Regions from separate parts of the Mus musculus genome. Here region 1 is linked to region 2. A link is a contact called in ENCODE Hi-C or POLR2A ChIA-PET data. All regions are on one chromosome and are shown on one strand. The core of a region is the stretch at or near the end of the contact, and the rest is flanking DNA. Distances in the headings are between cores, read along the strand shown.

Region 1 (6,936 bases), core at 3,176-5,675, 71 kb after region 2:
CTTACATGGCTGGCACCCTTCTTCCATGGCTCTCAAACCCTGGCATGATGATTCCAAATCCTTTTCCTAGTTTCCTTGTCCAGAAAATCTAGTCTCATCTCTATCTCCCTGCCCAGCAACTTTATTTACAAATTAGAATCAGTTGGGGCAAGGACCCTTAGCAGCTAACACTCGGGATTCTCATGTAATTTGGGAACCCATAAGGCAAGCATTAAATCAAATCCACAACATTGTCCTCCAACCCAAGAAAGCAGAAAGGAAATGCCAATGAACGAGTGAGGTGTAGTTTATAGTTTACCTGGAACCCCTCATCATTATTTAAAAGAATAAAACCCTAAATTTTGCATTAAAATTCTAAACTCTAACCATTAGAAATCCTTGGCATATGTTTTGTTTCTTTGTAACACATCTGAAAACAGACAGCAACCTGACCTGTGTGCTCAGGGCATAGTTGAGCCCGTGCTTTGGGGATCATCTTCTTTGATAAATTCTGAGCCTTAGTAAATGTAATACTGACTTTAGAAGCCATTAAAATACTAACCCTAGCTCTCTCTGCTTCTCTAAATTTTCTTACTTGACTGCTGTTAAAGTATGATGTGGTGTGGGCTTAGGCGCCTTCACTGCCAAACACCACCCAAGCAATTGTCTTGTGGGCGTGTCCCAGCTGGAGAAACATACTCGCCTTAGAAAACTCAGCAGCTCACTAGTTTTTGATGAGACTGTGAAAACCATGGCAAATGACTTACTTGAGGTCTATGAGATACGGGGGGGGGGGGGGGGGGGGGGGGGAGGGGGATTTCAGTGTGGACCTCATCACCTGCATGATTGTGTTCTTAGTTTTATTTTATTTTATTTTATTTTATTTTAAGATATTGAGCTAGAACAGCTCAGATGCTCCAAGGGGAACGGGAGACTATGACTCAGGACCATACCTTGCACTCTCCTGCTTGTGGCTCTGGCAACCTGAATGTGCTGCTCTAGATCATAAAAAGCATCTTGTTCAGAGAGCAGAGTGTGGGTGGTGGGTGGCTCACAGCCACTGTGGGAGCCAGCGGGCAAGGATGGATTAGAGACTACTTTGAGATCTCAGGAAATGGAAACCTAAGGACTCAAGAATTGTTTCTTCTTCAACCAGAGCCACACAGTAGTAAGCATTCAAATAGTTTTAAACATATAGGTCACTGACTTAAGAGTTCTGTGGTCATCTGACATCGTGAAACTACTCAGTTGAAATTGTAGTTCACAGAGAGAGGGATCCAAAGGTGAGGAGCGGGGTGGACACTGAGATATCAGGTCAGAGCAGGAGGTGGGATTCAGAACCTGAAGAACCTCAGGTGCTTTCTAAAAGGAGTTTGGACACCATCTTGTCGACAACAGGACACGCTGCAAGATTTCCAACCCAAGTTCATGGAGGACAGAATTGCTTTTTAAAGGATCACTCGGGTTTGCAGCAATGAGAAGTGGGAAGGATATACAGGATCGGAGACCAGTTAGGGATGGTCATGGCTTGAGTGTAATCATAGCTAATAGTTCCATCCTGGCTTGAGGATTGCGGCTTTAAGGAATTGTCTCTGAGCAGGGGCTCGGGAGGCTCAGTAGTCTGCTCTGTTTGCCTGCTGCCTGTCTGCTTACTAGAAAATATGCCTATGATCAGATTTGGGTCTCAAATTTCAGAGAGACAAGTTTGGATGATGGTTATGAACTTTACAAGAAAAAAAAGAGGCAAGAAAGAGGAATAAAGAATAGAGAATATGTTACCTGAAACAGAAGCATCAAGAGATCACTGCACAAGCCTTTCATCCCAGCATCAGGGAGGCAGAAGCAGGGGGATCGCATTGAGTTCAAGGCCAGCGTGGTCTACAAAAGCTCCAGGACAGCCAGGGCTACACAGAGAAACCCTGTCTTGAATCTTCCACCCACCCCTAGAAAGGATCATTTGCAAACTTGTTTTGTAAGAACTGCTGTAAGATTAGTGCCAGAATTTTCAAGCTGTGTAACTTCTTCAGTGATTATATTTATCTTGAAATACATTGTAAAGAGCTTAGATACTAAATAAACAGTCTCCTAGTGATCTCATGCATATGCATCATGCCAAAGGGGTGAAGGGTGATTGAACCTCATGAAGCAAGCCCGTCAGAAATCTTGTTTGACCTTGTGTCTGGAACAGGAGCCAATCCTAACTTTATATCCTAGAGAACTCTAGATTTTCTGTGAAAAATGCTCACTCTATGGGGGTGGTGGAGGAGATCAGGGCTGGAAGCCAGTTTATCCAATCCCTGTCTGGAGCACGTGGGCAGATGTGAAAGTGGGAGCAATATTCATACCACACATTGGTTTCCTTGTGAACATGTTAATGCAAATTTGCAACCATGGCAACAAAACAGCTTTATTAAAACATAAAGTCTCCATGTTATTGCACTTAACACACAAACGTGCGTGCGTGCGCACACACAGACACACACACACACACACACACACACTCATGTCCCCAAACCCAAACTAAGCAAATGCAAACCCTCTGATTTCTTGCTAATAAGTAAAGTTAGCATTTTTTCTTGTTTACCCATTTCATTAGGAATATTTCATTAAAAGATTCCAATTATTCTATAACCCTTTGTAGTTCAAAGGAAATCATTTTAGAGAAGTAATCTGGGTTTGAAGAGGATGACAATCCAAACAAGAAATGAAGAGATGGCTTTAGAGGTTTCTTATTTTGGCACTGAATAAAGTCAGAGAGAATGGGGGCAGAGTGTTAGGACTGCCAGAGGAAAAACAGAGGGGAGAGAAGAAAGAATCCTTGTGAAGATGTCAGGACTCTGTAGCCAGGGCTAGGACTGAGGATCCATGGTGATCACAGAGGGATGAGGGCAGATACTTTTTACCACTTACTTTTATATTTTGTTACTTAATGGATTTTGTTACATTCATTTTGATATTTTTAAAGAAAAATCTATTTAGCTCAATATATTTCCTGAGCTCTTTAAAATTGGTATCTGATATTTCAGTTTACCCAGTTAACCTGCCTTATTAAGGATAGAGATTTACAAAGAAAGAAAAAGATACATAGATTACACTAGAAATTCTGATTACATTTTGAGTTCAGCTTGGGAGGTGAGGAAATGTTCTCTAGGCTTACAGACCCCAGCGGCACCCCTGTAGCCAGGGGCATGTGAAGGGCTGGAAGAGCTGGGGCATTCCTCAGTCTCAGGGGGGCAGAGCACCTTCATGATCTCTTCCTCTGAGGGCTTCGACCAGTTCTTGGGTGTAGATAGTTTGGTTACAGACCTCAGTAAAACTTTCTTACGTTGTCTATGCTTTGGCTTGAGTGAGTATTTGGGATCTGTGGGTTTATAACTTTCATCAAATTAAGAAAATAATCTAAGCTGTCTCTTGAAATATTTCTTTGCTCCCCCTCCCTTGTTTCCCCTCAAGAGTTTTGTTTCTCCGATAACGTGTGTATTGAACCACTTGAAGGTCTTAGGTGCTCTGTCTTTCTGTCTGTCTGTCTGTCTGTCTTTCCCCGCCCCCCAATACTGGTTTCGTTAGAGATCGGTTATATTGCTGTGCTTTCAAGTTCACTAATTCTATTTTATTTATCAATAACCCACTGTTTATCATAAATTTCTGGCACTTAATCAAAGGAAGTTCTAGTTGGGTCACTTTAAATATAGTTCATTAACAAGTTTACAGTTCCTTTCACGGTCTTGAACATTTGGAATATAACAAGAATGACTGTTCTTGTCTACAATTCTAACATCTTTGATAATGTTTTGTTGTTATGTTTTTTTCTACTTCTTTATACTTTCTTGCACGCGCTCGACTGGCCAGGAGGAACGATGCTGCAACAGGATCCTTCCGCACACGTTTATTAGGAGAGCTTGATTGCAGAGGCAAAGAGACCCAAGCCCAGAACTGGTGCTGCTTATATAGGCCTAGGAGAGGCGTTCTCTCTCATCTGATTGGTTAACTTGTCTCTCATCTGATTGGTTAACTTTGGTCAATTCTCAAAACCTCATCTTGGCAAAAGAACCTTTACTGCCTATATATGTGTGGTGGCCAGCAATAGCCAACTGCCACTCTGCAACTGCCACTCTGCAACTGCCACTCTGTAACTGCCACTCTGTAACTGCCACTCTGCAACGGCTCCCCACAATACTTAGTAATCTTGGATTAGATAGCAGTTGGAAAATTTTCCTTGTTGTCCGGTGGTTATTTTCGTATTCTCATAAATATTTTAGTGTTGGTTCTAGTATGCAGAATTCTGGAAACAGTGTGGTGCTTCTAGACTGCATATTAAAGCTTTGTGAGTTAAATTTAGACCAGCATTTACTTTGGGGCTAGTTTTTTCCCCTCACTACAGATTCTGTATTCATCGAGCTATGAGAACAGGAGGTTTTCCATTCTGGCAGATGGGGACGTGAGCCACTTCCCACCCATGTGAGCAAGAAGCATTCCTTCCTCTAACCCTACATTAGCCTCAGGTGGGTGTCCTCCCTCTGAATCCTACTCAGACACTGGCTGGAGATTTAACCAGACTCCTTCATACTTTCAGTTGTCTGTGCAGCTGGGCCCTCTCTAATAGTCTGGCCTGAGAACTCTGTCTTCTTGTCTGATAATTCCTGTTCCATCTCCTCAACTCAAGGAGACCTCCTCTCTGTGTCTTGGAAGAAACATTTCGGACAGAAGGCTGGGACAAATTAAAGAGCTCAAATCACTTGATTCACTCTCATGGTGTCAAACAACCATCGTTTATCTTTTTCCATCCAACTTTTTATTGATCCTTTGTGAGTTTCACATCATGCATCCCAGTCCCACTCATTTCCCCATTCCCTCGTTTCTGCCCTCTCCCATTGCAACTGTGCCCACTCACCCCAAAATAAAATAAAAACCAACCAACTAAACAAACAACCCCAAACAAAAATGAAACAAAGCATAGAAAACATCTCATTGTAAAGCTAAAGTGTGTCCCAGTGTGTCCTAGAGTATACCCCTCTGTCCACATGTCTTCACTTGCAAATGGTCACTGCAATGAGTCATTGGTCTGGTCCAAGGCCTCTGGCTTCTGCTACCCATCAGTACTGGATCCTTACTGGGACTCCTCCCAGTTATCCTGTTGTTGTCCTGACCCTTTCACATGCTCCATCTATTCACAGATGATGTCGATTTTGGATCTGGGCCTGGATGGTAGCTAAGCTGGTCAGCCCTCCAGTTCTCCAGCACTGGGATCACCAGGACGAGCGAATCATCATATATCTTGATATATATGATGTATAAATATCATTTATTTTTATGTTTTCCAGCTAGGTCTTTGTCATGCCTTTGCCCGAAGTGATAATTCTGCAGTTATGGTTTTTGAATGTGGTTGATGAATAATATTTTTGGCAAACAGTAAATTACATCTGGATAGACCAATTAAGGCTTTTTGAATATTTTAAAATGCCCTCATAAAATTTACATCATTTTTCAAGTGTCAAAACATAGTTCTCATAATCTTACACTCACAGTTTTTACATAAATATGTGGGAAGCAAGTCAATGTTTTGTTTCTCATTAATGAGGTAACTGGAAGGATGCTAAAGTTAGTTATAAAGGTGAGACAAGAGAAGGCAAATGACCTATTAGAAGTAGGGAGAAAAGGAACGGAGGGAAAAGCAGGGAGAGAGAATGAATACTGAGATACATCTACTAATTTAAAAATAAAACTGACTAATGTTCCAGAGGGCAGTAAAGTCATATAGCCCCTGGACACATCTTCAATGAACAGAGATAATTTTTATCTTTTCATGCAAAATGTATTTGGACCATATCATGTTGATTTTCTGCACGCTAACATCTAAATCTTCATGGATTTAAATATGTCTGATTTTTAAATTAATGTTAGTAAGTAAAATAGTAATTATTTTCTCCCAGAGTAGGATGCCCCTATGTTTGGCTGCAACATTGAGTAGTGGCCACAACTCATCTTTTGCTTTACTGACAGGACTTGGAAAAGCTTTCTTAGCAGGAGAACTCCCTGGGAGTCATTGAGATTTGCACTCACCTCTTGGCTAGTCTGCTTTTGCTCATTTAATGAAAAGGTTACTCTAAAGAGTGGTAGTTTCTAACTGGGGCTATTTGTATGTTAGAATCACTTGGGGGTGCTTTTCAAAACTAGGAAAGCCAAGGCCACTTACCAAACCAACTAAATTAGACTCTTGGAGGGTGTAGCCCGGGTATCATTAGCTCTTTAAAAAGGCCCATAGTTATTCTAATGTTCAGTCAGGGCTGAAAGCCACTGGTCTAGACAGGGTTGCTCAGAGGCCTTTCAATAATAATGCCCTGTGACTTTCCAGCATGGAACACAAGCAAATCACTCTTGCAATGAAGAAAGTAGACATAAATATAAGCTCTGCTGACTGCAAAGCATTCCCAGTGACTTGAATATGATTCAGGGCTGCCAGCATTCATTCTGTGGTGTGGAAGCTGCGGGAAAGGCCAGGGGTGGGAGAGCTGAATGACTGGCCTTTGTGTTCCAATTATAGTCAGCTTGAGTTGCTAGAAAGAGATAGGAATGTCTGCTGTCAATTTCCTTTAGAAAAAGATAGATCAGAATTCATTTTGTGTCACTGCCTCTGGCTTGCCTCTGGCTTGCCGAGCTTGCCGCTGCCCCCAGAGTGAAAGGTCTTTCACGCAGTTATTATTGGAGATTGCATTTCTGATTCCAGACTGTACATTAATAAATTAAGGCCATGACTAGTAATATTCACCAAATGAAAATACTGCAACAAGTACAAGCCTTTTAAATGGCCTCAGACAATGAAGCTTTTTCAGACCCCGTTCCTTCATGCTTGTTATCGCTGAAAAGCATTTTTGTAGCCTTTATTAAAAATGGGGAAAGATCACGTTTGAAAGCATGGGCTTTTGAAGCCTCTCTTGTTATAAGCGTGTATATGAGGAA
Region 2 (7,474 bases), core at 2,138-4,637:
AGCTGAATTACTGCTCTTCTCTGTGGAGTGATTTTGTTCCAGTGAAGTCTAGAAATGCTTTGTTAGCTCTGATCCAAAAAGATCTCAAACAATGGTCAGGACAGGAAATGCCAGTCTCTTTACCTGTCTTGCTCATGGCGTAAGTGGGTGCTTGAAAAGCTTGCAACAGCTTCAGCCAAAAAGAAGAGCAAACAAGCAAAATACGTGGCATTGGGAGCAAGCTGAAAATTTATACCATACTAGTATTTAACACACACATCAGCGGACAGTGGCTGGGGGTGGGGTGGGGTGGGGGGCAGTGCAAAAGAATCCTGTGTGTGGAGGAGGAGACACTTGAGCCACAGACACAAGAGCTTGTCTGATACTTGGTAATCCATGTAGCTGTTTCTATTTGGCCTTAAGTTTTCCTTTGCAGATGACCTGGAGTAAACAAGGTACATGATGAACTCATTTTTAAACCCACTCTTTGTTTTGTTGAAACGAGACTTGTGGAGTTCAATAAATGCAGAGAAAGCTTGAAAAAGATGAGCTCACATCCAGGCTACTACTTAAGAAAGTCTGGAATCAGCTAGTCTCGTGGATGTTTCAACAGGGAAATCAGATCAAACTGGAAAGGTACCAGATTAATAGATGGAAAAACCTCTGCACAGATCTCAGTAAGGATGTGTTTATTGTACTAATGGAAAATTGTATAACCTGTTAAAAAGTTGAGGTACCTCCAGACTCATCCTCAAGGTATAACACAAGGCAAATTCTATGACATCACTAGACAGGCCCCTCTATCATGTCTTAACCCCACAAATGTGAGAATTTACAATCAACAAACAACAGCCTTTAGTGCACTTTGTAGGAGATTCAGTCCAGGGCTCCATCTAGGCAAACAACTGAGCTGCATCCCCAGCCCAGGGTAGTTTCCTTTTCAGTGGGAAGAGCCATGTGTGTATATATCTTTGTGTATGTGTGTGTGTGCATGTGTGTGTGTGCATAAGCACATGTGTATGCATGTACATGCTGATGTTGGATATTTTCTCTATCATTCTGCACTGTACTTTTTGAGACAGACTTTCTCACTGAATGTAGGACTCATGCCAGTGAGCTGCAGTAAGCTCCTGCCTCCACCTTCCCAGCTCTAGTACGTCAGGTGAGCCCCTTAAAGCCTGACTCTTTACGTGACTGCTTGGAATGGATCCAAACTTAGATCTTTATGCGACAGGTCCCTTACTGACTGAGCCACCTCCCTAGACCCACATTCCTATTTAAGCAGTATCTTTTGTCATCTCTCGTTATATCTGGAACAGAGATGATAGATAGTTGAGACAAATCAAAGAAACTCCTGGGTTCATTGCAACAGAAATCTGACCCCCACAGTAAAAGGCAGCTACAGATGGTCTGGGAACCACCTTAGAAACCTGCTGATGGTGTGCTCTGTGTTCTCCTCAACTGAGCCTCCATTGATGTGCTGGCAGTGGTACTCAGGATCTTGGGTTTTGAGAAATACATCTGAGAGATTGGACCTCCTTATGTTTTCCCATCTGACATTCTGAAAGTAGGGTGTGTGTGTGGTTTTTGTTTTTGTTTTTGTTTTTTTTTTGAATCATAGGTTTATGGTTCTTAAAACTGTAGACTACTGTCCAGAGCAGTATGTGAAACACTAGCTTAAGTGCCTTTTGCTCATTTCAGGGTTGACATTGGACCCAATGCTTGAAACTACTTGCATTGAAAGTCTGTGTGTCCAAGAATATGTCAGACTTTCTGAGCTGACCTCACTCTTGGGGCAAAATCAAGGATCAGAATGTGTGCTTCCCAAAGGCCATGCCCTATGCCATTTGCCCACTTAAACTCTGCGAAAGGATTGGAAAGGCTACAAACTCAAGGGGATAAAAAGTTGTAAAGGATAGCCTGGATTTCACTCATACTTCATTATGTAAAGGCATCTCAATGACAGATAATCTCCTTTGTCTCCAAAGGGCAAGCTGTGAACTGGGTGGAAATGTCAGTTGAGACAGAAGAGCAGCAAACAGCTCTGTTTTCCTATAGTTGTGGTTTTGCATGGTGACGATGACACATGAAGATGAGAACAGGTAGCATGAACTCCAGTCATTATCTGAGTGAACATCTCTGCCAACGCTGAAGGATATGTGTGGGTGTCACCTGCAAGCACAGAGATGGGGAGGGAGGGAGGGAGGGAGAGAGGGAGGAAGGGAGGGAGGGAGGGGGAGGGAAGAAGAGAGAGAGATGAACAAAAGGTTTATTTATGAAGTTTACATTTGATTTCCTTTCCCTTGATAACTTCCTCATCTGAGTTTAGTGTCTAGACTAAATTGATGTACATTTGGTGACTGAGGAAGAGGGTCAGAAAGGTGGGTTTGAATTAGCATCAGCAAAGTTAGCCAGATTCATACAGACTTTTTTTTTCAATTTCTTATGCACACACTGAGCATTCGATACGTTGGCATCCAAAGTGAGGGTTTTTGCTAACGTCTGGGAACCAGTGATATAGATGATATGAAGCAAGACTAGCTGGAGGTTGTCATGGGGATGCTTTTTCATTCCAAACAGGGTGCAACTCATGTTTCATTTGCTTTGTGCCTCTCTGTCCTGTCTTCTTCTTCATTCATCCAACAACATTTTGATGACCGTCTTCCCAGCTCTGAAAAGCGGACTGGGTACAGGAGAAACGATAGAGCAACGCTGTTGTCCTTATCTCTGCGTGGACCAATCAGAGTGTATTTTACAACCCTTCACCTCCTTCTATTCACCTTAAGGCACCTACTTAGTCCTGACTGTAGAACTTAGACATTGTGTATCTACTGTTACTCTGGTGACTGTATAGTTTCTTGTAGCTACTGCAGTCTGTCACTGTAGACAAACAACTGAGATTAGCTGTATTTCAGCAAGCTTTTACTTATGGATATTGGTATTTGATTCTCCTTTAATTTTCTTGCCAGATATTGTGATTCCTCTGATTGCTGCACCATCACCCTAGCCGTATGTACACATACAATCCATTCTTCAGCTCATGGCCTGTGCAGTGTCAGACAGTGGCTAGACTTGGCCTGTAGGCCGCAGTTTGCTGACCTCTGAGACAGAACCAAGGCACCACTTTTAAGCTTTGAGCTTGTCTTTGAACGCCAGACACCATCTAGAAGGGATCAGTCTGGGTGCATGTAAAGACCTCTTGGGAGTGTGAGTGTCCAAGTAACTTTATTTAAAAAAAAAAAAAAAGGCAAGGATTTGCAGAGAATGAGGGAGAGACTTTATCCAAGAGAGAGCTATCCTGGGGAGGAGAAACAGGAAACTAAAAGCAAAGGGGACGAGAATTTCAAGATGACAGCATCCTCGGGAAATTAGTGCTAAAAGCCCAATGATTACTGTTACATTTTCTTTGCTCTTTTCCCTCTCGTCCAACCATCAAATCCATGCAATCTCCAAGGAAACAAAATAAATTTTTATTCACAGTGGGGGTGGGGGGGTATGGCCCGTGTCCAAGGTAATGAAAAAGACGAATTACCCTGCAAATCCTTCCAAATGGACCACACTCAGCTCCAGTGTGGAGTGGGTGGAGCAGAGACCAGAAGCAGCTGTCTCAGGACTGGCCTCCTACCACTTTCCATGACTTTTTCAAATCTAAATTTAGCTACTATTTATAGGTGACCAGGAGAGCACACCCTCACCCGCACCCGCAACCCCTGCTGCTGCCCACTGGAAGGGCAAACTAAAGCTTGGCATTTCACAGGTAGGCGTGAAAGTCAGCTTTATACAGATCATAGACACTGACCCGGCCTTTGTCATCCCTTATCGCTGCTCCACCCTGTTTGTCTACAGCTGCTGGTTACACCCAAGGTACAAATAGTTCTTTCTGGAAACAGCCTGTGGGGGCACTCTGAGCCATACACTCATTCATTCTATCTGGGCATTTTAGAAATAGGGTAAGATTTAGCTTCATTTGTGCAGCCAAGAATAGGAAATTGCTCCCCAAAAGGTCAGATGCCTAAGATTTAATATGCAAGCAGCCTGTAATACCTAAGATTTAATATGCAAGCAGCCTGTAATACCTAAGATTTAATATGCAAACAGCCTGTAATACCAGGAGCAGGCACACCTCTCTCAGAATGGTGTATCCTGCAAAGCCAGGATACACTAATGTGTTCAAGTTACAGTCTGGGTGAACAGCCTTAGGACCTCCAAGACTTTTCTTATATAGTGTGTAGGACTGCTGTGTAGGTTATTCACTCAGTTCCTTCCCAGGGCCTCTACAGAGGCCATAAGAAAGACTTAAATCTGCTCAGCCTCCTCTTGAAGCTGTGACAGGAGAGTACTTATCTTGTGGAGCCTACTTCGATCTTTCTGCCGCTTGGTTACTAGCTTTATAGGGAGAGACATATTCTCAGTCTCAAAAGGAAGCAACCTAGGATGAAAACCACTGAGAACAAAACAGGAAGAGAGGTCCCAGCTCCTACAAGCACCTCTCTCCTGTTTGTTTGTTTGTTTGTTTTAACCTTCATTGCCCCTCAAATCTGGCCTCTTTCAGTAGGTTGTTTGTTTCGTGAATTAAGGTTAGTAATGCAAAAGTAAACTTCCAGGTTTAGAGCTCAGGGGGAAATTATGACTTATTGTGCCCCGTAGAATACTAAGTTTGGGGCTAATTCTTGTCTTTGCCCTTGAACCTTCTGGTGGGACAACGGCAGATTGTCTCTAGTTTCTACTCACTACTATATGAAAGGATTAGACAAAGGGACTTCTGTGTAGATGTCTTGTACTTTTTATATCCCACATTACAACTGTTTTATTTTTTCATATTATAGCTTTTATATACATGTGTATTTTTTGAGGTTTTTGTCAGCTGGGAATATTTGAAAAAGCCTACAATTTCTTGTACACATTATCTCCACTAGTTAAAAATTATGTGTCACTTTTTCTTAAATAAATAGTGAAATACTTGTGGATTTAAGGTAGAAATATTTATTTATATGGGCTTTCTTGTGTGAATTTAATTTGAAAATCACCTTCATGTAATAGCATGAAAAATTTCATTGTTTTTTTAAAGATAGACATTTCTCTAATAATAATAATAATAATAATAATAATAATAATACTTGATAGTATAAATCTAGTGATTTCTGAATTCTTCATAGTATATTAAATCTTGAGTATAATATATTGGTGCTTAAAACCTTTTAACTGAGTGAACAAACAGGTGGATAGGTAAATATACAACCTTTTATCTGAAAAACACACAAAAACTGTTTTGTCTTTTGATAAATTAGATGAACTAGGTACTATTAAAAGGTTTGGGAAATTTGAAAACTACTGATAAAATTTACAAGTTTTTTTTTTTTTTTTTTTTTTTGGTTTTTCGAGACAGGGTTTCTCTGTGTAGCCCTGGCTGTCCTGGAACTCACTTTGTAGACCAGGCTGGCCTCGAACTCAGAAATCTGCCTGCCTCTGCCTCCCGAGTGCTGGGATAAAAGGCGTGTGCCACCACCGCCCGGTTAGCAATTTACAAGGTTTTAAAAATGTCAAAGTGCATTTTATTACCATGCCTCTTACACTCAAATCAAAAACTGTGTCCTCTCGCTTGGCAACACACAGAACTCTGTATTATTTTCCCACTTATGCTTTCCAGGAAATCCAAAGAGTGGATAACGGTAGGCATACGCTAGAGTGATGGTAACCCTCTCATCCAGGATTGGCTGACACGTGACACAATTCTAACCAATAAGGCCGTGAGTGTGCACCAAAGCTCCCCTGGGAAAGTTTCTCTTTGTTCTTAAAAGACATTTGGAAATAAAGAATGCCTTTTTTGAATCTTAGATTGCTGTGTCTTCAAGGGGATTTTGCACAATGAGCAGGATTGGCCCGATGGTCAGAGCAGGCTGAGGCCAGGAGAGGAGGGCAGAGAAAGCAGCCGAACCTTGAGGGAACTGAGCAGAAGGCCGAGCAACCCTGAAAGTGTCTGTCTTCAGCTTCTTGACATGGCTGACAACAAATAGCTTTATTATTGAAGACATTTCAGGTGGATTTTCTTATTACATGAAGAAGTATAATCTTCCTGTTCTCCCGAAGGTCCTGAGTTCAAATCCCAGCAACCACATTGTGGCTCACAACCATCCAAAATGATTTCTGACACCCTCTTCTGGTGTGTCTTAAGACACAGTGTACTTACATATAATAATAAATAAATTAAAAGAAAAAGATTCAGAGAAATATAACCGTCCTAATTAATATCTTCATAATGACTGATTATATATATATGTTTATATGCATATATATAATCCTAATTAACTTCATGTTGACTGATTACATATATAATATATAATGTTATCTATAATCTATGAACATATATTCATAAATTTCACATTGTTTGGAGAAATAAAGAACTCAACACTACCTTACCCTCTTGGTATGCTCAGTTATTAGTCTCTGACAACTTGAAGAACTAGATGTTATCAGTATATTGGTAACAATGTCCTTACCTCAGAAGAGATGACATTTGGGTTACTGGCTTCTTTGAAACATTGGCTCCTGAGGTTCTGTAAGTTAGAAAAGAACAGAAGATTCAAGCACTCATTCGCATTTTCTCCTCTTAAAACTTACCACCATCGCTGCTTTCCTAAATTAGCATAACCCCTAACTGTCTTCTAATACATTTAGAATGTACTCCTCTCATCAAGGAAACTGCTTTTTGAACTGAAAAACCACAACAAATCAAAAGGCAGAGCTGTGGAGCTCGGTACCAACTGACACATCAACAATACTACTCCTCCACCTGAGGCTCAGGGATCAGGGGCTGAGCGGAAGAGGGGCTGGAAAGAAGGCCAGAGAGTTTGCTGTGAGGTTGTGTCTCTTAAGAACGTCAGAGGCTACACCCACAATGTTTCACCAAACTGACTGCCTAAAACTGAGCTGAGCAAGGACAACATGGAAAGGCATGCTGATGTGGATGGTGGTGGTTTGAGGAACCCATGAGGCCTCAACCCTACACAAAGAACTCCAGGCAGCTAAGGAACAACACTGAGAGTGGGGGAAATAGTCTCCTCAGGGAGGAACAAATCCAATACCAAATGGTTAGCCCTGAAAGCATACACATAGAAGCAATAGTATACAGACTGATGGGTTGTATTTATGTATTTAGGAACACACACACACACACACACACACACACACACACCAATAATGAATGAAAAAGAGAGGCCATGAATCTGAAAGAGAGTAAGGAGAAATACATGAGAGGATTTTGATGGAGAAAAGAGGAGGGGGAAATGCAGTAAATATATTATAAATTAAAAATAGTTAAATAAAAATCCTTTCTCCTCTTTCTCTTTTTGTATGAATTGGTGATGAGAATGTTCTAGAAGGAATCTGGGAAAAGTAGAGTTTTGTTTTGATATCAACAGGAGATGTGAAAAATAGGGCTGTTGCACTACTTCACAGAGTCCTCTGAAAACACAAAGCACAGAATCAGGCTGAGTCT

What was found. Hi-C counts contacts between places; a loop is a spot of excess contacts on that map. ChIA-PET counts read pairs that join two places held with the same protein, here RNA polymerase II (POLR2A).
Region 1: POLR2A ChIA-PET joins it to region 2 with 36 read pairs in embryonic stem cell. The contact joins the enhancer-like site here to the promoter of 2310016D23Rik in region 2. A Hi-C loop is called at or near these places in 2 of 37 maps with a recorded cell type or tissue (T-helper 17 cell and gastrocnemius). POLR2A ChIA-PET finds 5 or more read pairs at or near these places in 3 of 5 experiments (Patski and embryonic stem cell).

What each region holds. Positions count from the first base shown.
Region 1 is chr1:60,844,879-60,851,814 of GRCm38, forward strand. No RefSeq gene overlaps it. Among named protein-coding and RNA genes, the nearest start is that of Gm38137, 15 kb to the right of the region's middle. Within about 2 kb of position 4,426, at least 1 of the 3 ENCODE cell types and tissues checked has a DNase peak (open chromatin) inside an H3K27ac peak, as active enhancers do.
Region 2 is chr1:60,775,074-60,782,547 of GRCm38, forward strand. It overlaps 2310016D23Rik (a long non-coding RNA gene), which reads left to right and starts at 3,388. Exons shown (of 3, transcript XR_865459.1): 1 at 3,388-3,843.